Regions from separate parts of the Homo sapiens genome. Here regions 2, 3, 4, 5, 6 and 7 are each linked to region 1. A link is an interaction called in ENCODE POLR2A ChIA-PET data of the cell type or tissue named here. Cell type or tissue: MCF 10A. All regions are shown on one strand.

Region 1 (4,000 bases):
GTGTCTGGCAGACACAGGCTCACTGATGTGAACTGTGTGGATTTTAAGAGAGAAGAGAACATGCTCTTAGGGCTGACAGGTATTTTGGGGCCCAGCATTAACCTCTGAGAGGATTTCCCCCTAACATTAAAAAAAAAGATATATGAGACCTTCCGAATCAAAAGTGTTTCCTGACGATATTCATGCTATACTGGACTCCTAATAGAAAATAAGGAGCTTTAAGAATAATAGCTTTAAGAAAAGCTAAACAATATTTAGCTTTGTTTTAAAGTTCATGGAAGAATGTAGTAGGTATGTTTTGGGGGTGTCACATTCAAAGCATGCTTCCTTAGGAGCATCCCTCACTAACAGACCCTTCTGATGAGAGCTTGGGTGACAATATTGCTCTAGCATAGCCACCATCCTCCCTGGCTACAGCTGATGGAACCATGGCAGGCACCAATGTGAGCTTTATTGAGAATACCATAAACCAGGACTGTTCTCTGGGGGAGCTAGAATGCAAGGTTGCCTAGGGAGTAGATTGCCTTTGTGTCCTGCAAAGCCAAAGCTATGGGCCAACTCGAATTAGAAGAAGTAACTATAAGCAGTGACAACAGCAGCAGCCACAATTGATAATGCTAGTTGCTGCAACTTCTGACATGCTTCCTGTGTGCCAAGCACTGGACTAATCCTATCAGGTGGGCAATAGCGCTATCTTCATTAGAAAATGAGGAAACCAGGTCTTAGATGCGATCACTTTCCTAAGGTCACACAGCTGGTAAGTGGCAGAGCAGCTAAGGCAATTCTCGAGCTCGTTTATGAAATATCTGCAGGCATTATTCTGTCTCCCAGGAAGCTCAGGAAGCAGAGGCAGTGAGGAGAATGGAAGGGATGTGCGAGAGAAGCAGAAATACAAGACACAATGGTGCAGAGAGAGGGGGCAGAGGAGCAGCCCCATTTCTGAGACCTTCTGAGGTTCCAGCTCCAATTTGCATGTGATTCTGCTGAGCTTGGTGGGCGGTCTTTTATCTTATGTAATCCTCTTTCTCCTTCTCTCTGTCTTTGTTTGAATTAATTTCAGTGGATTTCTGTTCCTTGAAATCAAAGACTATTAAACTAGAATGAAGAGGCATCTAAAGGGTAAGGGAGGTGGTGGTTGGGGGGACATTTCTTATAGAGAGGTAAGGGCAGAGAAAATTATCCCACTCTCTCTGGTTGTGATACTTTTTTTTCCAGCCTTCTCAGGTTTAGGAAGATGAGCACCTGCAAGTTCATTAAGGAAACATCTTATCAAGGGAAACTCCAAAAGAGGATAGTAAGCTGCTGAGTAATCTTGGAATTACTTAGCAATACACTTAGCTAAATTACAGCACTTGAATCAGGTTTCTTAACATGGTCTCTTTTAGGACCTTTGCCCTAATTACTTTAATGGAATTACTTGTCCATTTTTTAAAGGTTTTACCCACCATTACCTCCCTCACTTCTCTCGTCACCTCTCTCTGATGCAAGGCACATTTTAAAGGACTGCCATTCTCCTTAAGAATAAAAACTTGGAATCCTAAATGATTGAGTCTTTGGGATGCTTTTGTGAGAAAGCTGTCCTATTGTGAAAACAAAATGAGCTAGCAAGTTCCCCCAGTCACATGAGTTTACCAGGGAGGATCAGATCAAGAATCGCCTGGGAGCCTGGGATCCTGAGTAGCACAAGGGAACCTTTCTCATCAAGAGAACCTTACTGATTGAAAGACTCCACTGGAGGTCAGTCAGGCAGACACAGAGGAACCCAGGAGGGTTTTGAGGGTATTGAGATGCGCAAACTCAATAGCAAGCCAGCCACTGTGCAAATTTCAGAGCCGTGGACTCATGGGGGTCAGTCCTTGGTTGTCAGTGTCTGGAGAGTGGGCTCTGATTTTTTTCAATGACACTGAAACACACCAGCAAAAGAAAAATCCACTCTGACTCTCCTGTTCGTTTATTCTGCTCTCTGTGATTTCCCAAAGGGCTTTATTAACACTGTGTGACTTTAGCTTCTTAATCCCCTGAAGAAGGTTTGGAAACTGACAACTTTTTCTCTCATCTTATGTTAGTCTTCCTTCTGAATTGAGTCACTGAGGACTTCTGCCAGGAAGCAGCTCTAACCAGTTTGACATGGCATCAGAGCTGTTGCTGGGCAGGGCATTTTAATATACCAGCTTGGAACAAATGCATGGTTTACCTCACCTGTCCTCCTAGTTAATCTTATTATGTTAAGGATGTGATTTCCCCACTGTGGAGACTGGATGTTCTTGGCACCTGGACAGTACCCTAAGGCTTGACTCAGAGGTGTATAAGAACTGGGGGAGAACTCAGTTGCTGGCAGAAAGGGCTGCTGGAGCTCCCTGACCAGGTTCTTAGAATGTGCACACCTGTGGACTGTGGAAGACCTGCTCCAGGAAAGCAGCTCCGGACAAACTGGAGGAACTTCAGGGATTCCTTCGGCCTTCAGAGCATGTTTCCATTCTTTATGGCATCATGGCTTTCTTTGCCTTTCCCAAGGGAAGCATAAATTTACATATCCATGTGCTGCCTTGAATATGGCATCTTAGCTAAAGCACTATTACATTCCCATCCGTCTGCAGGACCTTTCTTTGTAACGGGAATTAGCTTCATAAAACTTTTATGGAACACCTAGTGTAAGCGTGTCTTAGGTGAGAGGGCTGGAGAATGAAATTCACGGCACCTCTTCATCATGTGGGTGGAGCAGCCCCTAATTACCCCAAGGGTATTTATTAATTTTCCTGCACCTGGAGAGCAAGACTTTATATCTTTAAAGAATGGCGAGGCTCAACTGGCCACTGCACACTGCCTGGCAGCCTGGGCAGTTGCCATTATCTGTTTTCTTGTCCATTATTATTATTCGTGGCCTCATTTATAGTCCACAAAATGCCTAGGAGAAAACTCACCTGCTAATAAAGTTTTGTTTTCTTATTTAGGGGAAAAAGAATAAAGGTTTGAAGCATATTTTTGGATTGTGTTGAAAAAGTTGAGTCATTTCTAAAGCTTTGAGAGGAGATTCTGCTAGGCAAAGAAGAGGGAGAAGGAATGGGAAAAAAGAAGCTAATCGAGGTAGAGTTTGTCTCCTGTTGATTGGCTGAGGGCTTTATTTAAGTGGTGGGTTAGACTCCTAGCTCTGTCTTCTTCTACCTGAGAGCCGTTGGGCAATTTATCAAGCTCCAAATGCCACTTCCCAGGGCTGATGAGCTGACTAAATAAGAACACATTTGTAAACTGGCTAGCCCAGTCTGGCACATTGTAGGTCCAAATAGAACATACAGATACCTGTCTGGTCTTTTGTGCTAGAAGTTAGTAGCCATTTTTCCAAAGAAAGCATTACAGAATTAGTTTCTGGGTTTCCTTTCCATAAGAGCCATTTCAAGAAAGGACCTTCCAAACCTTTATATTAGGAATCCCTAAAATAAACCTGACATAAGAAAACCTCTTTTCACTTATTTTACCCATTATAGACTCTGGTATCTAAAGCTATGGAAGTGATATCAAGATAAAGGCACACATTTGAAGTCCTGAAATTCGTTGTCTCCCAAAATATCTTTGAGGAGGGAATCTGTGGGACACCTGCATGGGTGGCCAAGGTCGTGGAGTCCTGAAGTCACTGCATAAGAAGCACAGTCATTCTGGGTCACTCCCAAGGTGCGGGGAGGGCATCCCTCCTGTCATATCTAATGATATTTAGTCATTCGACTAGAGCACAAATGATTAATATATTCATACATATGGGAGTGTGCACTTTCCATTAAATCTTCAAATCCACCAATTTTTGTTACAAGTGTATGAATTTTTTTTTTAAGTTTTAAAAATAAAAGTAGCTTGTTCTGTGTTCCTGGGCTTCCTGTAGCATGTTTTGCTCAGGACTCCAACCCCTTTTCTAGTGAGTGTCCTCACTAGTCTCGGAGCTGACCAAGAACACTGGGTTCAACTCTCAGTTATTTCTGTTACTAAACATATAAGTTTGAGTGAGCTATGT
Region 2 (4,000 bases), 92 kb after region 1:
GATCTATTATTATAGGATGGAGAATCCAGTTTTTTTTTTTTTTTTTAAAAGTAGATGGCCTATCTTGGCATGATCTTCTTTCCTGAAGAATTCATCTAACAAAATTGTTTCTTACCTACAAGGCTTTGATTCCATAGAATTTGTGTGTATATTCTAGCTCTGGGGAGATGATCAAAAGGGAGCTGTTTCCAGAAACATATTATTTTTTAATAAATAAATTCTTAACAGTGTGAAAATATAGTCACAGTTTGAGTGTATTATTTATCAATTGCTTTTCCAGAGAGACTAAAATTTGCTTAGGTTTGAGGTTTTTTTTTTAATATTTAATCTTCAAAGTATTAGCATTTACTTTTAAGTTAAAAAGTGTGCTGTGGGCAAACAGCAATGTGATATGCTTTTGCATTGTACCAAAAAGAACATCTCAGCATTTGCTCTCCAGGCTTCTTGGAATGCAGTTCATTGTGGTGCTGTAGGTGACCATAGTGTTTCCAGAATTGATTGTCCAGGAAGTGCAGGGCATCCCAGTGTGTGTACCTGTTCCTCTGCAGAAAGCACTAATTTTCTTTTGTTTCTTTGTTTTGTTTCTGTAAACGATCTAAGAGAAGACTGATGTCAACTTTTGTCTCGTAATACACGAATCTATGAGTTTCTCTCAGAAAATGGTAAGATCATTGCTCTGTGCAAGAAAGGAGGGTGTATGTAAGGAGTATGTGACAAGCTTTGCAGGGACAGAATTCACAACAGAGAGCAGCTAAAGGAAGAGAAAGTACAAGTGACACTAAAGGGAAGGTGATTTTCAAATCCACCCTTGCTTATCTCAAACCAGTGCATGATTTCCTGATGAAGCCATTTGTCCACCCTACAGTGCTGTTGTTTCTAAAAATTCCTACCACAGAATAACAACTGTCAACACCTGCCTCAGACACAGCAGTAGGGAAGACTGCAAGTGGGAAAGAGATTTAAACACACCAACCTTTTTAGGAACAAAATCACTCATATCAGCTGATTTGCTGAATTAAAGGATTTTTTAAAGTATATGGTATTCTTTGACATAGTATTGGCTGAATAATCATTTAACAAATGTCACTGGTGGATGAATTAAGTAAGAAAGGTGTCACGTTGGCTCTTCATACAGACATTTGGCGAGTAATTGGCACTAAAAGGATTCTGATTTCTTCCCCTGCCATTTTGATCTTTCAAGTTTTAAAATAGCAAATAACATTGGTCCTTAGGGTTGGTCCATGTTAGAATCACAATGGACAGAGACCCTGAAAAACTGTACAAAAGAGGGAGGAACAGAACAGAATGGAAAAAAGTTATGGAAATTTTCCACCCATGGATGGGACACACCCTCATGCAAACAAAGCTCTGCGGCGAAGACTATATTTCATAAAAATGTGATAAAACACTTGCTGAGCCCTGAGGGGATGAACAATGGTTCTTTTTATTTTATTTTTTTTAATCTTCCAAAATTCAGTCTCACATGCTGAGCAGTTGAAGGGAAAGGCCTTTTGTCATATCTGTTTCCAAACATCTATTTCCTTTCTGGAGCCCCAGAAGTTTGAGTTGCTGTCACAGTGAGGAGCTCTCTTGTGTCAGCCACTCTGATTCTATGTCCTTGTCCTAACTAGGTTGTCTGCCAACGCTAACTGGCCAGCTCTGACAGGAGGTGCGTGGCCCAGGAGGAGCCATCAGGCCAGTTCTCTGGGATACTGCTGTGTCTCCAGCTCTGCAGTTTGCTCTTCGTCACTCAGCGGCAGACGGAGAGGCAGACACGAGCCCCTTGTGAGCCCTCCTCCTTACCGTCATCTCACAATGCTCTGAAATAAGGAGGCAAATGGCTGAGGTCCCCTCAGTTGTGAGTATCTTGCTTCCTTCCCCAATGCCTCTTCAAACCACTTTGTCAAAAACAACAACAACAACAAAACAAAAACAAAAACAAACAGATTCTTGTGTTCATGATACTAAAACAAAATTGCGTAAGGTCTGTTGCTTAAGATTAAGCACTGGCCGGGCACGGTGGCTCACGCCTGTAATCCCAGCACTTTGGGAGGCTGAGGCGGGCGGATCACGAGGTCAAGAGATCGAGACCATCCTGGCTAACACTGTGAAACCCTGTCTCTACTAAAAATACAAAAAATTAGCCGGGCGCGGTGGCAGGCGCCTGTAGTCCCAGCTACTCGGGAGACTGAGGCGGGAGAATGGCGTGAACCCGGGAGGCGGAGCTTGCAGTGAACTGAGATCACGCCACTCCACTCCAGCCTGGGTAACAGAGCAAGACTCCGTCTCAAAAAAAAAAAAAAAAAAAGATTAAGCACTCAAAAAATGTCAAAGTTGGTCTTAAAAATCTGGCTGTGGTTAATGGGATCAGCTGCATTTTTCTTTAAAATGATGTAACCCATCTCCTCCATTTTACTTTTGCATTTGACTTTCCAACTTCCACGCGAAGGAACAGCATGTGGTTTACTTGTGGTCATATGTTACATGTTGCTTTGGTGCTTTACAACTTTCAAAAAGCTTTTATACAACAGTGATATCATCAGTTCCTCAGATAACCCTGTGATGTGGGTAGGTTGATGGATACTCTATCATCATTTCCCATATGAGGAAAGAAGAGTAAATAAGTTACACAACATGGACGAGGTCACCCTGCACTTCAGAGGTGGAACCAAATTCCAACAGAAGCATTGAATTTCTAGACGAGTTTTTGTTTGTTTTTTATCTTTTCCATCACACCAAGCCACCTCTGTGAAGGAAAATTGTATGCATCTCCCTAATCCAACATTTTTCATGTTAATTATCCACTAAATTACAGCCACAATTTGGTAGTCTCAGTAGCTATTCTGGTTTGAGGACAACTTTTTCCAAATTTCCATATTTTTTCTACTACTTTATCATTTTCTTCTCTACTTGGAATGCCATACTTAACATTCACAACAACACCCTCTTTTATCTTTCTTCTTTCTTCCCTTTCTCTGTTTTTTTCTTTTTCTCCCTTTGTCTCTCCTCTTTTTCTCTCTGCCTTTCTCTGTCTCCTTTTTGTGTGTTTATTTTTGTTTTAGTTTTAGAGACAGGGTCTTGCTATGCTGCTTGGGCTGGTCTCAAACTCCTGGGCTCAAGCAATCCTTCTGCCTTAGCCTCTCAAAGTGCTAGATTATAGGCATGAGCTGTCATGCCCAGCCTAGTTTTGTTTGTTGATTGCATACTGAAAGTAACACATGACTAGAATATAAGAGAACTGAGTTTGAGATATTATAATTTCACATAACCTCTATAGGTCTCTGTTGTTTTATCTCTAAGATTGTTTTTTGTAAAATAATGATTTTCTACACAAGTGAAGAAGAGGGAAGGGAAAATGGGATTTTTGTGCTAATCAAAAATAATATGTGGTTAAAAAAATTGAGGGCTACCTAATTTGTAGGTTTTCTTATTTTAAGTAATAGATGATAGGATCAAATCCAGGTCTTCTGTCTACAAGTCAAATATTTAGGAAGCTGCTGGGTGCAGTGACTTGCATCTGGAGAGGCTGAGGCAGGAGGATCACTTAAGTCCAGGAGTTTGAGGCTACAGTGAGCTACAATTGCTCCACTGCACTCCAGCCTGGGTGACAGAAGACTCCATCTCTAAAACAAAATAAAACAAAACCAAAAACAAACAAACAAAAAAAATTATTTAGTGATTTTATTTTTTAGTGACTTTGTTAGCCTTACCAATAAGTTACTTTTACTTTTTTTTTTTTTTTTTTTTTTTGAGACAGAGTCTCGCTCTGTCCCAGGCTGGAGTGCCGTGGTGTGGTCTTGGCTCACTGCAACCTCTGCCTCCCGTGTTCAAGCGATTCTCCTACCTCAGCCTCCCGAGTAGCTGGGATTACAGGTGGGTGCCACCACTCCTGGCTAATTTTTGTATTTTTAGTAGAGATGGGGTTTCACCACGTTGGCCAGGCCGGTCTCGAACTGCTGACCTCGCGATCCTCCCACCTCAGCCTCCCAAAGTGCTGGGA
Region 3 (4,000 bases), 290 kb before region 1:
AACTGGGATGCCTTAAAATTCTTCAGAACATGGAAATGAAATGTTGCTTTCTGGCTGGCTAACCTCTAAGGCAATCAAAATAGAATATAATTAGCTATCTATTGCTGCCAGGGCTTAAACCATTTTTCCAAATTGTGTTTGCCAAGACAAAAGGAGGTATTTTCTGTAGTACAGGAGAGGTGAATGAGAGGATGAGTGGGTTGAACAGTCCTGAGTAATTATTGCATTTATTTAGGTTTCTGCAGCTATCTATCAGGCCCTTGGCTTATGATAGCAAATGATAATGAACAGTCAAAAGGCAGAAATAGCAACATTCACCCTATCATGACACAGGGACATTATATTCTTTTTATACACAATACAGTGCAAAGGTTCAGGGAGAGCGAGAAGTATGACCTGAAGCCATTTTTCCACTACTCATCATTTTTGACAGTTACAAGAAATCCAGAGAAGGGATTTTCTTGTCTAATTATTTCTAACCTTAAAGTTCAGGGAGTCAGTCTTTCTCAAGATTAGGATTCACTAAATACATCCTGAGGAAAGGGTGCAGTACATGTTCTGCGAATACTGTCCAGGAGCTGTGAACTCTCTCCCTTTATTTAGGATATCAGAGGAAGGGGCAGGAGAGGGGAGGAGAGTTCAGTCATCTCAGCTTGAAGCAAGTGCTCGGTAAGCACTTTGGTATCGCTCCCAAGGGGGACTGTATCACTTCCATCCCAATGACTGAACTCGACCTGAATGCAGACCGCTGAGTCCAAGTCCCAAGTCTCAGGACCCCAGGAGTTACTAGAAAGAAACGCTCAGAGCTGCTTTCTGGTAGATTATTAGTGGGAGAATACATTTCCCCTAAGATACCTAAAATCAATGCAAAGAGGACCTCAGAAGTATGTATTTTGCTGAACTTGAAACATCAGAGAAATTGTTCAAAAATCCCCTGAAGAGATAAATATGCTGATATTCAAATTTTTACCTATCTTGATGATTCTCACATGCTTTGATTTCTCAAGGATGTTGCATGAAAATCATTTTTCCTCTATTAGAAATTCATGAGCGCCTGCTGCTTACTTCCCAGCGGCAGTCCTTGGGACCTGGTATGTGGGCACTTTAAAAAGATGCTTCAGGAGAGCATTTTATGCTCTGTGCAGGGACCTGCTCCTGCAGGCAATTGGCACGTGTAGTCACAGAGCCCGAAGCTCTGGGGCTGTCACATAAATTGCACAGAGTCAGAGGCTGCTCCCCACACAGCAGCCCAACCACCCCAGATGGCCCCACTCTACCTTCAGTCCCCCAGGGAAGGGGTTTCCACCCTCTCCCGCCATTCACTATGTCTGAGCTTGAAATATTAAAATAGAGTACTTGTTTCACATATAACTCCAATTCCAACAGCTGTAATTAAGAACACATAGAGGCCAGCTGCTTATTATATGTAGGCAGGAGCTCCAAAATACTTAATCAGAATTTGCAATTAGTTGTCATTATCCTCAGAATACCTCTACTTCTTTGATGCTTGTATATTTCTATAGGTTCTGTATATTCTGCATTCTAGTTCTGTTTAGGAGTTGTTTGCTGTAAGATCCTTGGCAAGCCAATAAGCTTCTCCATGCCTCAGTTGTCCATCTGGCAGTGGGGAGAGAGCTACACAGGGTGATTTCAACAACCCTGGCAATTAACCTTGTTATGATTCAGTGACTCCATGAATCCCTAATATTCCGGGAGTATTTTTCAAGGCTTTGTTGGAAATTGTTGAGTCACACTGGAATGAACTGCCATTATGAGATGAGGTTGGAATGTTCTGATCGCTCCAAGGGTAAGACTGGACTGAGGAATGTGGAGGAGGGCTGCGACGAGGTGTGGGATGGGAAAGTCATCATCAGATGCGTGGAGCTGGCATATCCTAGGCCAACAGACAAGATTAGGCAGATTCCCAGCACCTGATGAATGGCCAGCTGCAATCAGAATTACGATTCTTCCCCGAAGAGCAAGCAGCCTATGATTTGTTTGGCAGAAGCCTCAGAGTCGTGATGATGATGATTTGCACCGGCCTTTGGGTGAGTCAGCGCTGACACGAGGCACCGACAAGCTTGGCAGCAGAGACTGACAGTGACTGTTCTGGACTGTTACACACATTTCAGAAGGCTTGCTGTAGATACCCAGGAACAAAATATCTTCCCCACACTACAAACTGAAACCCTCATGAACAAAGCCTGAAGTGAGAGGCTTGGCCCTGGGACATCTCAGGGGTGAATCCACCCTATATTAATGGAGTCATAGTCAGCTGCAGGCACCCCCAAGCAAAGGACGCTGGAAATTCCCAGAAGATAAGCAGATCTGAAGCAAGGACCAAGGGCTTTGAAACTTTCTTTTCTTTTCTTTCCTTCCTTCCTTTGTTTTTTTCAAGACGGAGTTTTGCTCTTGTCACCCAGGCTGGAGTGCAATGGTGCCATCTCAACTCACTGCAACCACCACCTCCCAGGTTCAAGCAATTCTCCTGCCTCAGCCTCTCACGTAGGTGGGATTACAGGCATGCACCACCGCGCCTGGCTAATTTTTGTATTTTTAGTAGAGACAAGGTTTCACCACTTTGGCCAGGCTGGTCTCGAACTCCTGACCTCAGGTGATCTGCCCGCCTCGGCCTCCCAAAGTGCTGGGATCATAGGTGTGAGCCACCGCGCCTGGCTGAAATTGTCTTTCAAAAGTCTGAGCTCAGTGGCTTATGGGAATATCTAACATGGATGGCCTGAAGGCAGGTGAATCATCCTAGACCAGCCCCCGGCACTCCCTGTGCCAGGCAGAAGGGAAAGAGTAGCGCAGTGGGAAGTTGGTTCCCAGGGGGTCTGCCTCTCCAGGTCTTCCTGCTGAACAGCCGGCAGCACTTCGGGCACGAGAGGACATTGTCCTCCTTTGACCTCACCTGGAGCAGGCTTTCCAGGTTGTCTCTGGGGAAGGTGTTTATTATTATTATAATAAAAAATATTTTATATTATATAAAAATATATATATTTTTATATATAAAATATATATAAATATAAAATATATATTTATATATAAAAAAATATATATAAAATATATATTTATATATAAAAAAATATATATAAAATATATATTTATATATAAAAATATATATAAATATAAAATATATATTTATATATAAAAATATATATAAATATAAAATATATATTTATATATAAAAATATATATAAATATAAAATATATATATATATAAATATATATAAATATAAAATATATATATATATAAAAATATATATAAATATAAAATATATATTTAGATATAAAAATATATATAAATATAAAATATATATTTAGATATAAAAATATATATAAATATAAAATATATATTTATATATAAAAATATATATAAATATAAAATATATATTTATATATAAAAATATATATAAATATAAAATATATATTTATATATAAAAATATATATAAATATAAAATATATATTTATATATAAAAATATATATAAATATAAAATATATATTTATATATAAAAATATATATAAATATAAAATATATATTTATATATAAAAATATATATAAATATAAAATATATATTTATATATAAAAATATATATAAATATAAAATATATATTTATATATAAAAATATATATAAATATAAAATATATATTTATATATAAAAATATATATAAATATAAAATATATATTTATAAACATATATTAAGATATTTAATGGTTGCATGGATAACTTTAATATGTATAAATTTTAATCTGTTGATTTATCGAGTTTTGACATTATCTACCTTCTCCCTGTTCTGTAAGATGAGGAAAGTAGATGGTGACCACCATCCCAGGCCTCCATCCTTTCCCCTCTCAACTGGCCCGCTGATTAATTTCATTATCTAGGCTAGTAACTTCTGCACTCTGTTCTGTAATTTTAAGTTGGCTTTCTGTACTTTGTGTATAGCTTGACTTTAAATAAAAAAGGCTAAAAACCAATAAGAGACATTCCTAATA
Region 4 (4,000 bases), 190 kb after region 1:
ACAGTGACTGGTAATAACTTTCAGTAATTATGTGCACGATGCACATTTCCTTGTTAACTAAATATTTTACTTATTTCGATTGTAACCTGTAACTTTTATAGAATCCTTGCAAGGTGACCAGAAAGCTCTTTTTTGAGGAGCATAATTCTTGTTTGCGCTATTTTTTTACTCATGTCTTTTCCTAGTGATGATATTGTCTCTCCAGCACTCTCTCTCCTCCCCTCAACCCGTCCTTCTCCATCCCTGTTTCTGTAATCTCTTTATCCTAATTATAAGCTACTTAATATAGAAAGAAAATAATTGTAACAAAGGGAAAAGTTCCTTAAATGCATTACCTTTTTTCTGAAATTTGCAACAATGGCAGGATTCTTAGTAGGGCTAGCAAGCACCACTTACAGTTCTTAGGCAAAAAACCGAAGCCAAAGGACATCATCTGTCATGGAGAAAGACCCAATAGGGGAGAATATTTCCAAAATTCACATCATCAACAGCAGTATGAAATGAGAGTGATGCTAAGAGTCTGACATATACCAGCATGTAAGGGCCAGTCGCACTAGTGGGTGTCAGAGGTTACTTCTTCATTCATAGCTAAAAAGTGGAAGATGATTCATATGTCTTTGCTACTGATGTAAACAAAACACGGTGGGTGGACAGCACCCCCTGAGGGAGATGGAGATGCTGGTGAGTGGGTCGATAAGGAAGTCACTCTGCCAGCCGCCTCCTTCTTCCCAAATGTGCACAAACTCCACCTTGTAAGGTGTCCAAGGACAATGACTTATTCCACAGCAGGTGCAAACACTCAAGATTTCAGTGAGTGTCAACCTCAAATAGCTTAGGTGCTGAATCTAAATTCCACAATCTGTCGACCTGACATCGTCCTCTCTTCAGGTGTTTATATGGCCCTGGAAAAAGAAATAGTTCCATTACATAAAAGGAATTACAAAAATAATGCACCCAAACTCCAGAGAGTACTTACAGTCTTGCATCATTTTGCAATAGTTTCAGTTTCAGATCTGCATAGAATGTTGACCAGGGATAAGGTTTAACAAATCTTAAGTATGAGCATTTTGGGTCTTTTATTTCCTTAATTTCATTGAAAATAGCTGTGTCATTGACACTTTTTAGGCATATCATTATATGTATGCTCAGAGTTCACTTCCAAGAGAGTAAAATATGGCAAAGGATCATTTTAATCCAGTTGTTATCTTTTTATTTATACCCAAATTTTGTATATCTTATATGACAATTGATTTCTACTTTATCTGGTTGTATGATGAGGATGAGTTATTTTTTAAAAACACAACTGTTACTTATAACTTAAACCCAATTTGGGCTTCATAAGAATTGTCCTTCTTTCAGGCTAATATTTATGCTAACAATTGTCACAACCATAATGGAGGAAAAAAATATTTTAAGGACAAGAATGTCACTTGAGAATAAGTGAACACCCCCTGTGACCTGGCATTTCTTGGAAGAAAGGAAGGTGCTGTGACATGCCCCTGTCATTCTGAGGTCCTCTGGAAAGGGCTGTCGTTCACAGTTGCCTGGGCAAGGCTGAGCAGGACGCACGTTTGGTGACTCAAAACATGCCGTTAAGAGTAACTAGGGTGGAACGATGCATAGCCACCATTTCAATTATGTTGGGCTATCAAAACTTTCTTAGGCAAAAGATTAAACATGTTTTTCACCAATTGTAATGGTGCTTATTTCGTTGTGTTTTGTTTTTTAAATGAGCTATTGTTAGTGCCTGTTTCTCAGAAACATAACTTACTGTAAGAATCCACACACAGGCTTAGTCACACAGCCCACCCCTCCTTTGTGCGTTTCAGATGAACAAGGGGCGTGTCTGCAGAGCATTTGCCACTGACTCATTGCACTCCCCACACAGTGAGCGATGAGCAGTAAGTGACCAGGAAGATGACAGAATCCCATCATTGTTTTGGTATTTAGAAACTAGTAAACAGTGAAATCTTGTTTTAGCTACAAATAAAAACAAAAATATTCCATTCCTTTCTCTTCTCGAGGGTGTGCATAGGTGGAAGTGAATGTGCTCTTGTATGAGGACACATACACCTCGTTATTCAAATAGGTATGAGGAGACTCCAGAGAGCTGTGTTCTTAAGATCTATGTAGGAATAAGTAGTAGTTGCCAGATAGGGTTATTACCAAGGAAACCTAAGGCTGAAGTATATAAAAATCTGCCCACTGATGACTTTGTTTGACTTTCGGTTTTCTCATTTTAATTACAGGATGCTCTGCAGCCTTACCATCCCTTAGTCTTTCCTCTACAAATATAGTATTCATAGTAATTCACTTAGTTTTCTATGACATTGAAATGAAAATTATAGGTATAAAAATTAGGTTTACAAAAATCATTTGGAATTCTTCTGCACTGAGGATTTGTCTACTCTCTCCTATTTGTTCAGTTCTTTAATCACTTATTTTCATCAGTATGGGCATGTGGATATTTATCTTAAGCTTTGAGTTATAGTCCAACAGCGCACTGTTGATCGATTGATTGATTTGCTTAAATTGTTTCAGTTTTGGCCATTGGGAACTTTTTCAGCCGTGTGTCTTTTTGACATATTCCCATCACTGTGGATTTTTTTTTAATTTTTTTATTTTTTGCTCTCATTTGAGTGCCTCCTTGCCTTCTGGAACTACAAGATGCTGCAGGCTTATCTTAGGTATTCCCTTCCCCGTCCTAAAATCAGCCATGTCTCCAAGTAACCATTGGAGAATGGTATTAGAAATCAAGATTGGGGCCGGGTGTAGTGGCTCACGCCTGTAATCCCAACACTTTGGGAGGCTGAGGCAGGCAGATCACCTGAGGTCAGGAGTTCGAGACCAGCCTGGCCAACATGGTGAAACCCTGTCTCTACTAGAAATACAAAAAATTAGCCGGGCTTGGTGGTGGGCGCCTTGAATCCCAGCTACTTGGGAGACTGAGGCAGGGAATCACTTCAACCCGGGAGGTGGAGGTTGCAGTGAGCCGAGATCACACCATTGCACTCCAGCCTGGGGGACAGAGCGAGACTCCATCTCAAAAAAATAAATAAATAAAAGAAATCAAGATCTTCTTGCTACTGGAATGTTGACAGAACAGGGAAATATATACGTGTGTTCTAATAATTATATGTACACATATCTATAAGTATTTATATATGTAATTATTCGTATCTATATTAAGCTAAATGTGAGTGCATACAGTTGTCTCAACTCTAATCCTATACCACATGGATCATTCTAGCCTCTTTCCTGTCTTTGTATGTCACCTTCCACTCCAACAGTGAGAAACCTGGCTCCCACCATCCACCATCCACTCATTTATTTGCTCAATACCAGTACACATGAATAACGCCCTCAAAATCAAACTATACTCCTGAGATGCAACTTTATTGACGAGAATACAGTGCTTACATACAGTTTATTTTGCCTTTGGTCTTGTAGTCTCCATTCATTTCTAAAGTTGTTTAGGTCAGCAACTTTCCTCCCACCTCCTTCAGGGAAATTATTTTATACATCTGTAAGACACTTAGATTGTTTTGTCATAGCCTGCACTCCATTCTGGGATCCCCTAATATCCTAAGTGATTTTTCAAAAATTTGTATACATTAGGGTGCACAAAAAGCAATTTTTTGTGCTGTAACGTTCTACTCACCACTCAAGGACTCTGGTGTAACTCCCCACCCTGTTAAGTATGGGCTCCACATAGTGACTTCCTTTCCAAAAAATACAGTATGAAAAGGGTGGGGCGGAGGGCAACTTTACAACAGAGAAAGCTGACAGACATCACCCCAGCCAGGTGATCAAGGTTAACGTCACCAGTGATGTCGTGTTGATAGCAAGTACCCTTGATGTGATGTGGTGAGGATGACACTTTACCTCTGTGATCTCCTCAAAACCCATAACCCCAGTCTAATCATGAGGAAAACACTCTAGAAACACCAACTGAGAGATATTTTACAAAATACATGACCAAGCTTGCTCAAAACTGTCA
Region 5 (4,000 bases), 98 kb after region 1:
TATAATATAGTACCATCTGTACAAAGGTCAAAGCAGGTAAAATTAAACAATATATTATCAGGAATCTATAAATAGGTAGTAAAGCTATAAAGAAAATCAAGGAACAAGTACCATAAATTTCAGTATTGCCCTTAGTGGCAGGGAGAAGGAGATGTGATCAAGAAGGGCACAAAGGTGTCGAATACTGGCAGTGTTTTGTTACTTAACGCTGCTGGTAGGAGCCTGAGTATTCATTTTATTATCTTTACACCAATTATAAATGCTGTCATCTACTTCTTTAAATGTATGATTTGTAAGTTTGTTTCCTCAGAAAAGATGAGTCAAGTTTCAAAATTTTATTTCATTTATTGAGATCCAAGTATCCCTATTTTCTGAGGGTGGCCTTTATCCAGAGACACCTATGAAGAAACCCAACATGCAGAGTTTCCAGATCCATAGACAATGCTGCCAAAGTGTAAAAAATAAATAAAATAAGATAAAAATCCGAAAAAAATTATTTTTTTTAAAGTTGGTATCCATATATATGAACTGACACTCAAGGCCTTTTACAACCTGAACCCAATCTTTCTTTCTAAGCAGATGATATCCCAGAACTTCCCAGTGGGACCTTTTCCTTGTTAAATGTTATTCCCTGGCCAAGCCTTACATTTCCCATGTTTGTGCTGTGATTATCTCATTCCATTTACCTGCATTTCCCACCCTCTTGCTGATTGGCCATCTTAGTTTGATCTTTTCTGGGAAGCCACCTCCATAACCTTTGTCTGAAGTGCTCTGGCTCTCTTGAGCTCTCAACAACTGCCAATTTAATTCTCCTAGCAGTTAACCTTGGGTGCCCTGTAACAACTGCATTTTCACCAACCAAACCCCTTTCCCTCCTGGGCAGAGAGCTTGACTTTATTTTCTGTCTTCCCTTGCAGGTAGATGTGATTGAGTTCTATCTACCAGAAGCATATGCCTCCTGGAAGCCTGGTTCTAACACCTCCCACAAAATCCTTCAAGCACTTTTTTCTGTTCCAAGGTTTGCTTATGGGGGACCCAGTGAAGTGCTTCAGAGCCCTAGAGATTTGCTGAGTCATATGAGGGGTCAGCAAACTTTTCCTGTAAAGGGTCAGATAATAAACATTTTAAGCTTTGTAGACTGTATAAAGTCTCTGTTTCTTCTCCCCCTCCTCCTCCTCTTTCTCCTTCAGCTTCTTTCCTTTAAATATGTACAAAACCTTTCTTCTTTTCCAAAATCTGTCTATATTTGACCTGTGAGCTGTAGTGTGCTGAGTCCTGCATTAGTAGGAAAGATCTTGAGTTTCAGAATGACGATGTAAAGCAGAGACCCTCCTCCCCGCACCCATTCTCTGCAACCGACACTTGGATTACTTTTCTTTTACTCTTTGTCTTTCTCTGAAGTATAGATGTATGGTTGGCTTTCTGAGGTCAAATATAATTAAGAGGTAGCCAACCATTTGGCAAATTTGAACCAAGAAGAGTTCTGATATAAAGAATGTAGGACCCATTCACTCCCAATTAGTCTCTTCACTGAAAGGTGGCTTACACCAGGTATATCTCATTTGCTAATTTGCTTAGTCCATGTCTAGGGAACCATTGTGATCAAGCCAATATACCCAGGCCAGAGCAGCCTGCTTTAGAATCAAAGCTTTAGGCTAGGCGTGGTGGCTCACATCTGTAATTCCAGCACTTTGGGAGGCCGAGGCGGACAGATCACTTGAGGTCAGGAGTTCGAGACCAGCCTGGCCAACATGGTGAAACCCCGTCTCCATTAAAAATACAAAAATTAGCCGGGCATGGTGGCGGGCCCTGTAATCCCAGCTACAGCTACTTGGGAGGCTGAGGCAGGAGAATCACTTGAACCCAGGAGGAGGAGGTTGTAGTGAGCTGAGATTGCATCACTGCACTCTAGCCTTGACAACAGAGTAAGACTCCACCACAAAAAAAAAAAAAAAAAAAAAAGAATCAAAGCTTTAAAATCCAGCAGAAGTAAAATTTCCAAGTGGGAGGGAAGAGGATCAACAGGAGAATCTGCAAGAGTAAAAGAGGAAGAAGATGTGTGCTGCATGGCACAAAATGAATCTGCAAAGCATCTGGGAACTGCAGGTATGTCTGACTCATAATATTAATGCTTTGCTTAGGACCCCTAATCTCCCTCCTTCTCTTCAATTTTCTGAAATAACCCACATCTGTGAAGTGTTTTCCTTTGCTTATATTTTCAGACCCTACTGATGCCTGGAACTCACTGGAGTCAGCATGTCCAGGCAGTCATTGTAGCAAGTCAGAGTGGTGTGATGAAATGCTTCAGGAGAAAAACATTTCACCACAGCCTGGTTCACTCAGATACCTTGCCAGGTACTGTGGTTCTCATGTGAAGAAATTACCCTTTACCTCTTTCAAGGTGTTTCCCCCTAAAACAGCAGATTCATTTGGACACTGAGTAACTCGCTATTTTTTTTTCTTAGGCCAACATTTGTTTTGTTCCTTGAAGCTGCAGGTTCAAACTCAAGTGTGGTTTTTCTTTCTATAACACACTCAATCTTCAATGACTTACTCACGTGCCAAGTTTGAGAGACACAAAAGGAATACCGGTGCTAAGCAAAAAGCCAACAGACTCTTGCTCTTGTTCTTGTAACATACTTCTAGAACCAAAGGAATGGGGTCTCCTTTTAATTGTGATGTAAAAAGTAGAAGAAAAGAGAGTTAGCTTTTCTATAGTTGATTTAGAAAAAGGGTCTCTGAAATTACATTCATATAATATATACTTTCACTGGAGTAAGCCGTATAGTAGATCTTCATTCTCAGCAATCACAATGTACTCCAAGTGACTTATTTATATGTGAGTTTTGACTCCACCTGCCTTTGTTAATTATTTGGTAAGCTACTATTAATAAGGTATTCATAGCTCATTTGCTAACTCTTCCAGGGAACCAACATCTCACTCGGGCCTCTGATATTGTAACTGTGGGCCTTTAAGAAACAACGGAAAACCCAACTGAATAAAAACTGACCTCCTTTGTGGCTGCCCTGATGGAAGGGGCTCAGGAGCAACAGCCTTCATGGTGCCCACCCTCTGGGCCAGAACAACGGATGCCCCACAACTGAGTTTAGTGCCTCCAAGAACCACAGGTGAGGGTTCTGGGGGTAGGGAGAGTGGGAGAAATTTCACCATCCCACAGATGAATGAACACTGGTCTAGTGTGTTTAGGGCAGTGTACCTTGACCCAAAGGGATTGCATGGAATACACTTTATGTTTAATCTCCTAACACCTTTTTGCTAATGCAATTACTTGAAATATAACTCAATAGAAAGACACAACCCTCCTGAAGTGTCTTGAAATGCTTATTGTACAGGAAGGTTTCTGCTTATTTGCTTAATTTTTAAGGATTTGTAGCTTGATTTTTCCCCCGAAAATGGATGAAAGGATGAGCAGTGTTAAATTTTGAATATCTTAAGAAGTCGTGGCCCTTGTTAAATTTTGTTTGAGAGAATTCATAGAAAGTTACTGTGAAACAACCATATTCTTAGAAAGCTTCTCATTTAAGACTCAATTGGGTCAGAGCTTAGGTTATTCTGAGAGCTGAATACATTTGTTCTCTCTCTGAATCACAGATTCTGACATGTTATTTTAGAAGTTCTTGGTCTTTTTCTAAAAATTGACAGGCATATGGAAAAGTTAATAATTCAGTAAGTAAAATATGCTTATATCTGCAAACAACAGAGATTAAAAAAAGGTGCCCTATTTTTATTGTTAATCTTTCTAAGAGTTTTGAAAATGCAAACCCAAACTTGACATAGAAAAGGTACAAAAGATCTTGGCCCTTAAATTTTCTCTGCTGTTTTTCATTTCATGCAATGTTTTAATTTTCCTTGAGATGAAACCACTTAGATACCAGCTTTAGATCACTATGTCCTATACTATAGGATGTATAGAATTTTAAAAGGTAAGAACATTCTTGGGAAAATGTGGCTTCTATGAAATATAGTCACAAACATAAA
Region 6 (4,000 bases), 85 kb after region 1:
AGGAAAATCAAGTAGTGTTTTGAAAAATATAAATTTAATTATTTAAAACTATCTATGGAGAATGTAGATGCTAATACGTAAACATTTTAGTGTTGATGACATAAGTCTCAAAAATATTTATTTGCTTCGTGAAGATGAACTTCCAGTTTACAATCATCACATTTGTATATAATAGTGTAAGTTAATAACATCAACTTAATTAAATTTGGCTAATTCTAGATAGTGTCTTCTTTTCCTAGAAAGCTCGTGGCCTTTTCCAGAGAGGGAAAATTGATGGTTACTTGTTCAGTTATACGGAGAGTAGAATTTGAATTTTCTTCTCTTTCCTCTTTCTCTTCCTAAAGGTCTGCTGCAGTAATGAATACATATAGAAATATATATAACTGTCGGTAAGACATGTCAGGGAAAAGGGGGGCCGTGAGTTTCCTAAAGGAACTTAAAGAAATTTTTTTTAGATTGAGGGGGTACATGTGTAGCTTTGTTACATGGCTGTATTGAGTGATGCTGAGGTTTGGGCTTCTGTTCGAACAATCACCCAAATAGTGAACACAGTATTCAATAGGCAGCTGTTAAAGTCTTGCTTTGCTTCCTCCCCTCTTCCCCCACTTTTGGAGTCCCCAGTGTCTATTGTTTTCATCTTTATGTCCATGTGTACTCAATATTTAGCTCCCACTTGTGAGAACATGCAATATTTGATTTTCTGCTTCTGCGCTAATTCACTTAGGATAATGGCCTCCAGCTGCATCCACATCTCTGCAAAGGACATGATTCCATTTATTTTTATGGTTGCATAGTATTCCATGGTGTGTATGTATCACATTTTCTTTGACCAGTCCACCATTAATGGACACCTAGGTTGATCCCATGTCTTTGCTCTTGTGACTAGCGTTGTAATAAACATATGAGTGCAGGTGTATTTTGGTAGAATGATTTATTTTCCTTTGGGTATATATCCAGAATGGGATTGCTGGGTCAAAGGGTAGTTCTATTTTTAGTTTAAAGAAATATTTTAAATCCCTCTTTCCCATATCTCCCTGTAGAATTTTCTAAAATGCTGTTTGTTCCATGTATTCTGATATTCAGAAAAAACAATTATTTTGCTTTAACTTTGTACAAAGTTCTGAGGATCAAGATATTACCAAAACACCATCTCTGTTCTAAATATACATTTTAAAATTATCATGCATAATTAGTTATGTGTAAATGTTTCTGCCCTCACTGAACTGTGAGCACCTTGAAGAAGGGAGCTAGACCATATTCATCTTCCTGTCTCCAGTGCTGACCACAATGTCCTGCACATAGAAGTGCTTAGTGAATATTTATTGACGGACAGGTGGATGGATGGGTGAGCAGATGGATGAATGGATGGCCATGCTATAGCCTAGCACATTTACAAGTAGGGATTTAATTCAGGCTATCCACATGGTGCTTGGCATGACTACACCTGTTAATCCTCTGGGCATTTATTATCCCACTCTTTTGTTTGTTTGTTTGTTTGTTTGTTTGTTTTTTTGAGATGGAGTTTCACTCTTGTTGCCCAGGCTGGAGTGCAATGGCACTATCTCAGCTCACTGCAACCTCTGCCTCCTGGTTTCAAGCGATCCTCCCACCTCAGCCTCCTGAGTAGCTGGGATTACAGGCACGCGCCACCATGCCCAGCTAATTTGTTGTTGTTGTTGTTGTTGTTGTTGTTGTTGTTGTTGAGATGGCGTCTTGCTCTGTCACCTAGGCTGGAGTGCAATGGTGCCACCTCCGCCTTCCAGGTTCAAGCGATTCTTCCACCTCAGCCTCTGGAGTAGCTGGAATTACGGTGCACGCCACCACGCCTGGCTAATTTTTTTTGTAGTTTTGTAGAGACGGGGTTTCACCATGTTGGCCAGGCTGGTCTTGAACTCCTGATCTCGGGTGATGTGCCCGCCTCAGCCTGCCAAAATGCTGGGATTGCAGGTGTGAGCCACCGCGCCTGGCCTGTTACTCCACTCTTAATTACACAGAATGCAGATATTTTCAAGATCACCTTGTCCAACTCCTTCAGTTTACAGTTGACGAAATGAGATTCAGAGAGAGAATTTGATTTATCCATAGTCACATAGCTTATAATTAAGTGGCAGCTCTTGGTTAACATCCAGACCTCTTGATTTTCAGTCAAATGCCAACTACATGATGTTGCTTTCCATGACTCATATTTGGAGGTTTTCAGGCACCCTATGGAGCAGTCTGTCCCTCCTGGCTCATCTGGGGCAATATGAGAGCAAATGGGGCTAGAACAAAACTGGATGAAAGGAGAAACTCTGGGGCTGCTGAATTCACATGCCGATGGTGCTGGGGAAAGGTATGAACAAGAATGACTCACGGTTATTCAGGCTGATGTCATTCCATGACTCCCTCAGAAGATGCCACACTCAAAATTCAGCAGATGGCATGCCATCCCTTCCCTAGGTTTCCTGGCTAACCTCTGGAGATGGTGATGTCCAGCCCTACTCCACTTACCAAAATCTCTGTTTTATGTAAAGTCCAGCCTTTGGAAACCCTTTCCAAAGAAGCTTTTTTCCCCACCACTTAATGGTGAGGCTGATGTAATGGTACTATCTCTAGACCTTCCTGATATAAGGAAATGCTCCTAATGCATTATTTCTGATGGTCTGGATTTTGGTTTCTCTAAGTTATGCCCAGTTACAATGCATCTAAATGCATATGATGGATCTATACTTAACCAGAATGTTGTTTATTAATAATTTAACCTTGGGCCAGGAGTGGCGGCTCACGCCTGTAATCCCAGCACTTTGGGAGGCCGAGGCGGGTGGATCACGAGGTCAGGAGTTTGAGACCAGCCTGGCTAACATAGTGAAATCCCGTCTCTACTAAAAATACAAAAAAGTAGCCAGGCGTGGTGGCGGGCTCCTGTAATTCCAGCTAGCCAGGAGGCTGAGGCAGGAGAATTGCTTGAACCCAGGAGGCGGAGGTTGCAGTGAGCTGAGATCAGGCCATTGCACTCCAGCCCAGGCGACAGAGTGAGACTCCATCTCAAAAAAAAAAAAAAAAAAAAAAAAAAAAAGAATTTAACCTTGTAGAGTAAACTATTTTAGAATGAGCACATAACAGAATAGAGGAATCTCAAAATAATTATGCTGAGTGAAAGAAGCCAGACCAAAAAAAGAGTACATACAGTATGATTCTGTTTATATAAAACTCTGGAAAATGCAAACTAATCTAGAGGAAGAAAAAGCACAGCAGTGGTTGTCTGGGGAGATGGGGAAGGAGTGGAAAGGACAGAGGGATAGAAAGGGGAGCAAGCAAACTTTGGAGGGTGATGAATATGTTCACTGTCTTGATTAGGGGATCTGCATATGTCGAAATTTATCACACTGTACAACTTAAATATGTGCAGTTTGTTGTATGTCAATTATACCTCAAAAAGCTGTTTTTCTCAAAGAATGTAATCTTTTAACGTTCAACTAAAATACTGTATTATTAAGTTTTCAATAAGAGAAGCAAAAACACTAGGATGCCTGTGTGTATGTATGTATATGTATTTATACAGTTCCAGGGATTTGACATTACATAATAGTGTGGTGTGGTTAAGTGGTTAAGTCATGTCTGTAAAGCTGTTGTCTTCATATCCAATGCTGGAGCTTGAATTCCAATGACAGGTTGTCAGGAAAGGAAGATGGATATAAAGTGGGGAAGAACCAGAGCAGGCTAGAACCCCAGACACAGTGGGGGCTCACAAGGACAGACTGAAACTTGCACCAGTTCTGAATGCCTCTAACCTTGGTTGTATAACGTCCTTCAGAGGCAGAGCCCTTCATAACAGAGCTCAGTAAAGGTGTGTACCTGGCCCAGGAGTTGGAGAAGCTTCAGGAGGATCCATCCAGGGGAAGGTGGAACAGTTGCAGGCCCAGCTGCTGTCTCATGCAAGAGGTGATCCAGCAGCGAAGAGACATATATAAGGTAGCAAATGGCTGCTGCTTTACTCCCCTCTCCAAATTTTGCCCGAGAA
Region 7 (4,000 bases), 71 kb after region 1:
ACTATAATTTTTATTCCTATTCCTCTGTAGATGAGGTGACTTTTTTCCTTCTGGCATGTTTTTGCTTTTGGCTTTTTGCTTTTTGCTTTTTTTGTTTTGTTTTGTTTTTGGAGACAGAGTCTTACTCTGTCACCCAGGCTGGAGTGCAGTGGTACAAACATGGCTCACTGCAGCCTTGAACTTTTTGGCTCAGATGATCCTACTGCCTCAGCCTCCCAAGTAGCTGGGATTACAGGTGCATGCCACCATGCCTGGCTAATTTTTTAATTTTTTGTAGAGACGGTGTCTCGCTATGTTGCCCAGGCTGGTCTCAAACTCCTGGGTTCACGTAATCCACCTGTCTCGGCCTCCCAAAGTGCTGGGATTATAGGTGTGAGCCACAGCACCCAGTGTCCTCTGGCTTCTCTCAAGAATTTCTCTTTGTCTTCTGTTTTCTGCATTTTGAATAATATGCCTAGGTATAGATATTTTGGTACTTATCCTGCTACATGTTCTCTAAATTCTCTGGATCTGTAGCTTGGTGTTGGTCATTAATTTTGGAAAATTCTTGGCCATTATTACTTCAAATATTTCTTCTGCTCCATTCTCTCTTTCTTCTTCCTCTGGTATTCCAATTACATGTATGCTATGCCTTTTGAAATTATCCTACAGTTCTTGGATATTCTGTTCTATTTTTAAAAATTCTTTTGTTTCCTTGCATTTCTGTTTGAGAAGTTTCTGTTAATCTAACTTAGGCTCACTGATTCTTCTCTCAGCTATTTCCAGTCTACCAATAAGCCTCTCAAAGGTATCCTTCATTTATCTTCGTGTTTTTTCTTTTTAGTATTTTTTATTCTTTCTTAGAGTTTACATTTCTCCACTTAAATTACCCATCTGTTCTTGCATGTTATCTATTTTTTACATTAGTACCCTCAGATTTTAATCATAGCTATTTTAAATTCCCTGTCTGTTGATTTCAATGTCTGCGTCATATCTGAGCCTGGTTTTGAGGCTGCTTTATCTTTCTAGATTGTGCGTTTTCTTGCATTTGGTTTGCCTTACAATTTTTTTGTGTGTGTGTGGAAAGCCAGATGTGTCATACTGGGTAATAGGGACAGAGGTATATTGATCTCTAGTGTGAGGTTTTATGCTAATCTGCTAGGTGCTGGGCTGTGTTTAATATCTGAGGTAATTAAGGTGCCAGAGGCTTCAAATTCCTCTAGTGTACTTTTTTTGGTCTCTTCTTCAGTTTTGGCTTCCCGGAGTACTCCTGCTCAGAGAGAGTTTGTGTGTTTCAACCCTAAGGTCATGACTCCTAAGAGTTTCTCATTCCTAGGCAAATGCACACTCAGCCTCTAGCAATTTGTCAGAATTGCCATCTAAGCGTTCTTACCAGTTTGTGAACTCCGGAGGCAGCTGCTTCCAGTGAGCAGATCTCAGCTGGACTCATTTCTGGATTCCAGAATTTTGCAGGGATAATGGGAACAGAGTTTGTTCCTCACGTCTCTGATGGGTCCAAGAAAAGTTGATAATTTTCAGTTTTTCAGTTTGATCTTGTTGTAAGGATGGAAATGACAGCTTCCAAGCTCTTTACACATCAGAGCTGAAACTGGAAGTCTCTTGGCAGAGGAGATATTTCGATAGATACTGCCAAATTGCCATTCAAAACAATTGCAACAGTTTACATTCCCATAAATAATATATGCAATGACTTAAATACAATTAGTTTTAAATAGCTTGAAACAACTAAGAACACTTGCTAGTATTTGACCTTGAGACTGTGGGACAAACCCTAATAGCATGAATATCAGAGAAAGTCTTAAAACTAAGAGGGAGGAATCAGGAGGGGAGGTTGTGTTCTAATGTATTATAAATTTAGCATTCCTCCACTTATGCTCTTTCTTAGTTTCAAAAAAAAAAAGAAGTAATGAGTGAAAACACTGATGGTGCTAATGAATTGGTGGGTTTGCATGTACCTAGCCTCACACATATAAAATGCGTCAGAATTTTCCATGAGTCAGGAATCACAATTGAAATTCCTGACCTTGGTCTGGCTCCAGGAGGGAACGTAGCTTCTTCGCTATTGTATGCATGCAGCTGACTTCTTCTATACAGGAAGTAATCCTTGATGGTTTCAAACTGTGCCTCTTCTCTCTTTTTTAAAACAAAAATGTGCTCCATTAAAATTTCTCTTAATCTCTTTGATTACAGCCAGAGAAATAATAAGTGCTTTTTCCCTTACCTGTCCTTGTAGAGATGATGATGCAGCAGTGAGTTGATTTTTTTTTTTCCCACATGAATGTTATTTTTCCATAAGTCCTTTTTCTGTGAGTGGAAAATTCACTTCAAAATCCAGTAAATGGTTTTTTAAAGTCAGCAAGGGGCAAAACCCTAACAAACCAATGATCTTTCTATTGACCACAATCCTTCAACTTTTATTCTTACCTTGTTGGAAATTTTATCCTGGAATTTGATAATCTTTAGTATAAAGTAAAATAATTGAAAAAGAAAGGTCTGATACATATTTGAGGGTCAAAATGTTCAAAAAAAAATAAGTCAAATAGTTTGGTGTAATAGAGCCATCTTAACTCAAGCTTTAGTTACCCCAAAAGTGACTGAAGAGAAGACTGTCTTAAATGGGCTATTTCATTATTGTTAAAAGCTACAGTTTCATTTGTTCACTCACTCTGGTATAAATATCTACTAATGGTAAATGAACTCTCTGTTCTAAAGAATGTAAAAAGGCTCTCCATCCTTGATAACAATAAGCTATGGACAGGAAATGAAATATGAAGCAAAGCCAAAACTCTTCTTTCAGCTTTGTTTTGTTAAGCTCTGTTCTCATAAGATATTGTCAGTCACAATGAAATGTGACTTTACTAAATGTTATCATTTAATAACATAGAGGATATAAAAATAAAACTTCACCCCCAGGTGCTGAGATTGGGACAAACTGAAGAAGTTATTTCCACATTTACATGATATTATTGCTATAAACAGTATTGAAAACTGTCTAATATTCAAGTTTCTTTTTAAAAACAATTCAAGTTCAATCCCTCTGACCATAGAATTATATCTGTTTTGTAGTTTAAAGCATCATCCAATACAAATTCAAACTTTCATCTGCATTCACTGATCCAATTCTTTAGACACTATTTTTTTTTTACTAAAAACAATTTAAGAACATAAAAATTTGAAGTAAATATGAATTATTATTTTTTAAAGAGTCCATGTAGTCACAAAAAGTAAACTCAGTGATCCAAATGAAAGCTTATAGATGAACAGAAGGCCCTTTGCTCTCAAATCCCATTGCTTCTGTTTTAACAGTGTTTCTGAGTAGGAGAATGTACTAAAATCGCCCACTTTACAGCTCACTTTCCAAACCAGTAGTTTGGGATTAGAGGGATTTTTTTCTATGTGCAGAGAGACAACAAAAATTTAAAAACTTTTACATTCAGTCATCAGGGATTACCTTTGTTCTATTACTTTTCCTCAAGTCAAAAAGTAGTTTCTCATAAGGTTCTTATGCTACTAAATACTAGGCTTCAAGGTGTGTTTATCTCATCAAAACTACACACCTATAATTTATGTGTCTCTCCTTTTTTCTTGGTTTACATAGAAAACATTGTTCCAGAGAAAGCTCTCAATTCTAAAAACTTTAAAACTTTGTTATCAGCAGAAAAAGAATATCAGGAATAATGGTGCCATTTGGATGCATAGTCCTGTCAGATGAGCAAGAGACTTGATGATGAAAACCTAGTCAATTTCATGATGATCTGAGGGCTACCAATTGGTTTCTGAATTTATAAACTGAAGATGAATTACTTTCAACAAGTGGTATGTCAACACTTTAACTGTGGGCTAGATGAGAGATTCAAAAATTTTATTCTGAGTTAATTAAAAATAAGAGTAGAGGATGAGATATAATGGGGAAAGAGAAGTAGAAAATAGAGTTGATTTTTTACTTTTGGAAGGATCCACTCTCAGATGCAATAGTATAGAAATAATTACAGTGACAACC

What was found. ChIA-PET counts read pairs that join two places held together with the same protein. Peaks named below come from ENCODE experiments on the same cell type or tissue, not always from the same donor. Only the 100,000 strongest peaks of a DNase experiment are listed, where the experiment ranks them.
Region 2: POLR2A ChIA-PET joins it to region 1 with 11 read pairs; 2 of 35 experiments call an interaction of 5 or more read pairs at or near these places.
Region 3: POLR2A ChIA-PET joins it to region 1 with 10 read pairs; 2 of 35 experiments call an interaction of 5 or more read pairs at or near these places.
Region 4: POLR2A ChIA-PET joins it to region 1 with 25 read pairs; 2 of 35 experiments call an interaction of 5 or more read pairs at or near these places.
Region 5: POLR2A ChIA-PET joins it to region 1 with 25 read pairs; 2 of 35 experiments call an interaction of 5 or more read pairs at or near these places.
Region 6: POLR2A ChIA-PET joins it to region 1 with 12 read pairs; 2 of 35 experiments call an interaction of 5 or more read pairs at or near these places.
Region 7: POLR2A ChIA-PET joins it to region 1 with 21 read pairs; 2 of 35 experiments call an interaction of 5 or more read pairs at or near these places.

The regions. Positions count from the first base shown.
Region 1 is chr6:134,620,271-134,624,270 of GRCh38, reverse strand. No RefSeq gene overlaps it. Among named protein-coding and RNA genes, the nearest start is that of LINC03002, 82 kb to the right of the region's middle. In MCF 10A, no CTCF peak of the experiment used is centred here; a DNase peak (open chromatin) is centred at 2,210.
Region 2 is chr6:134,528,696-134,532,695 of GRCh38, reverse strand. LINC03002 (long intergenic non-protein coding RNA 3002) reads left to right here. Exons shown (of 3, transcript NR_125856.1): 2 at 1,632-1,858. Among named protein-coding and RNA genes, the nearest start is that of LINC03002, 9.3 kb to the left of the region's middle. In MCF 10A, no CTCF peak of the experiment used is centred here; no DNase peak of the experiment used is centred here.
Region 3 is chr6:134,907,122-134,911,121 of GRCh38, reverse strand. No RefSeq gene overlaps it. Among named protein-coding and RNA genes, the nearest start is that of ALDH8A1, 41 kb to the left of the region's middle. In MCF 10A, no CTCF peak of the experiment used is centred here; DNase peaks (open chromatin) are centred at 1,941 and 2,761.
Region 4 is chr6:134,434,217-134,438,216 of GRCh38, reverse strand. All of the region lies in intron 4 of CT69 (cancer/testis associated transcript 69), which reads left to right. LINC01010 (long intergenic non-protein coding RNA 1010) reads right to left here and starts at 501. Exons shown (of 3, transcript NR_038217.1): 1 at 336-501. RefSeq lists enhancers at 455-514, 1,672-1,966, 1,116-2,315. In MCF 10A, no CTCF peak of the experiment used is centred here; DNase peaks (open chromatin) are centred at 656 and 1,846.
Region 5 is chr6:134,522,461-134,526,460 of GRCh38, reverse strand. It overlaps LINC03002 (long intergenic non-protein coding RNA 3002), which reads left to right. Exons shown (of 3, transcript NR_125856.1): 3 at 918-1,143. Among named protein-coding and RNA genes, the nearest start is that of LINC03002, 16 kb to the left of the region's middle. In MCF 10A, no CTCF peak of the experiment used is centred here; a DNase peak (open chromatin) is centred at 2,320.
Region 6 is chr6:134,535,624-134,539,623 of GRCh38, reverse strand. All of the region lies in intron 1 of LINC03002 (long intergenic non-protein coding RNA 3002), which reads left to right. Among named protein-coding and RNA genes, the nearest start is that of LINC03002, 2.4 kb to the left of the region's middle. RefSeq lists an enhancer at 1,516-2,715. In MCF 10A, no CTCF peak of the experiment used is centred here; a DNase peak (open chromatin) is centred at 2,273.
Region 7 is chr6:134,548,829-134,552,828 of GRCh38, reverse strand. No RefSeq gene overlaps it. Among named protein-coding and RNA genes, the nearest start is that of LINC03002, 11 kb to the right of the region's middle. In MCF 10A, no CTCF peak of the experiment used is centred here; no DNase peak of the experiment used is centred here.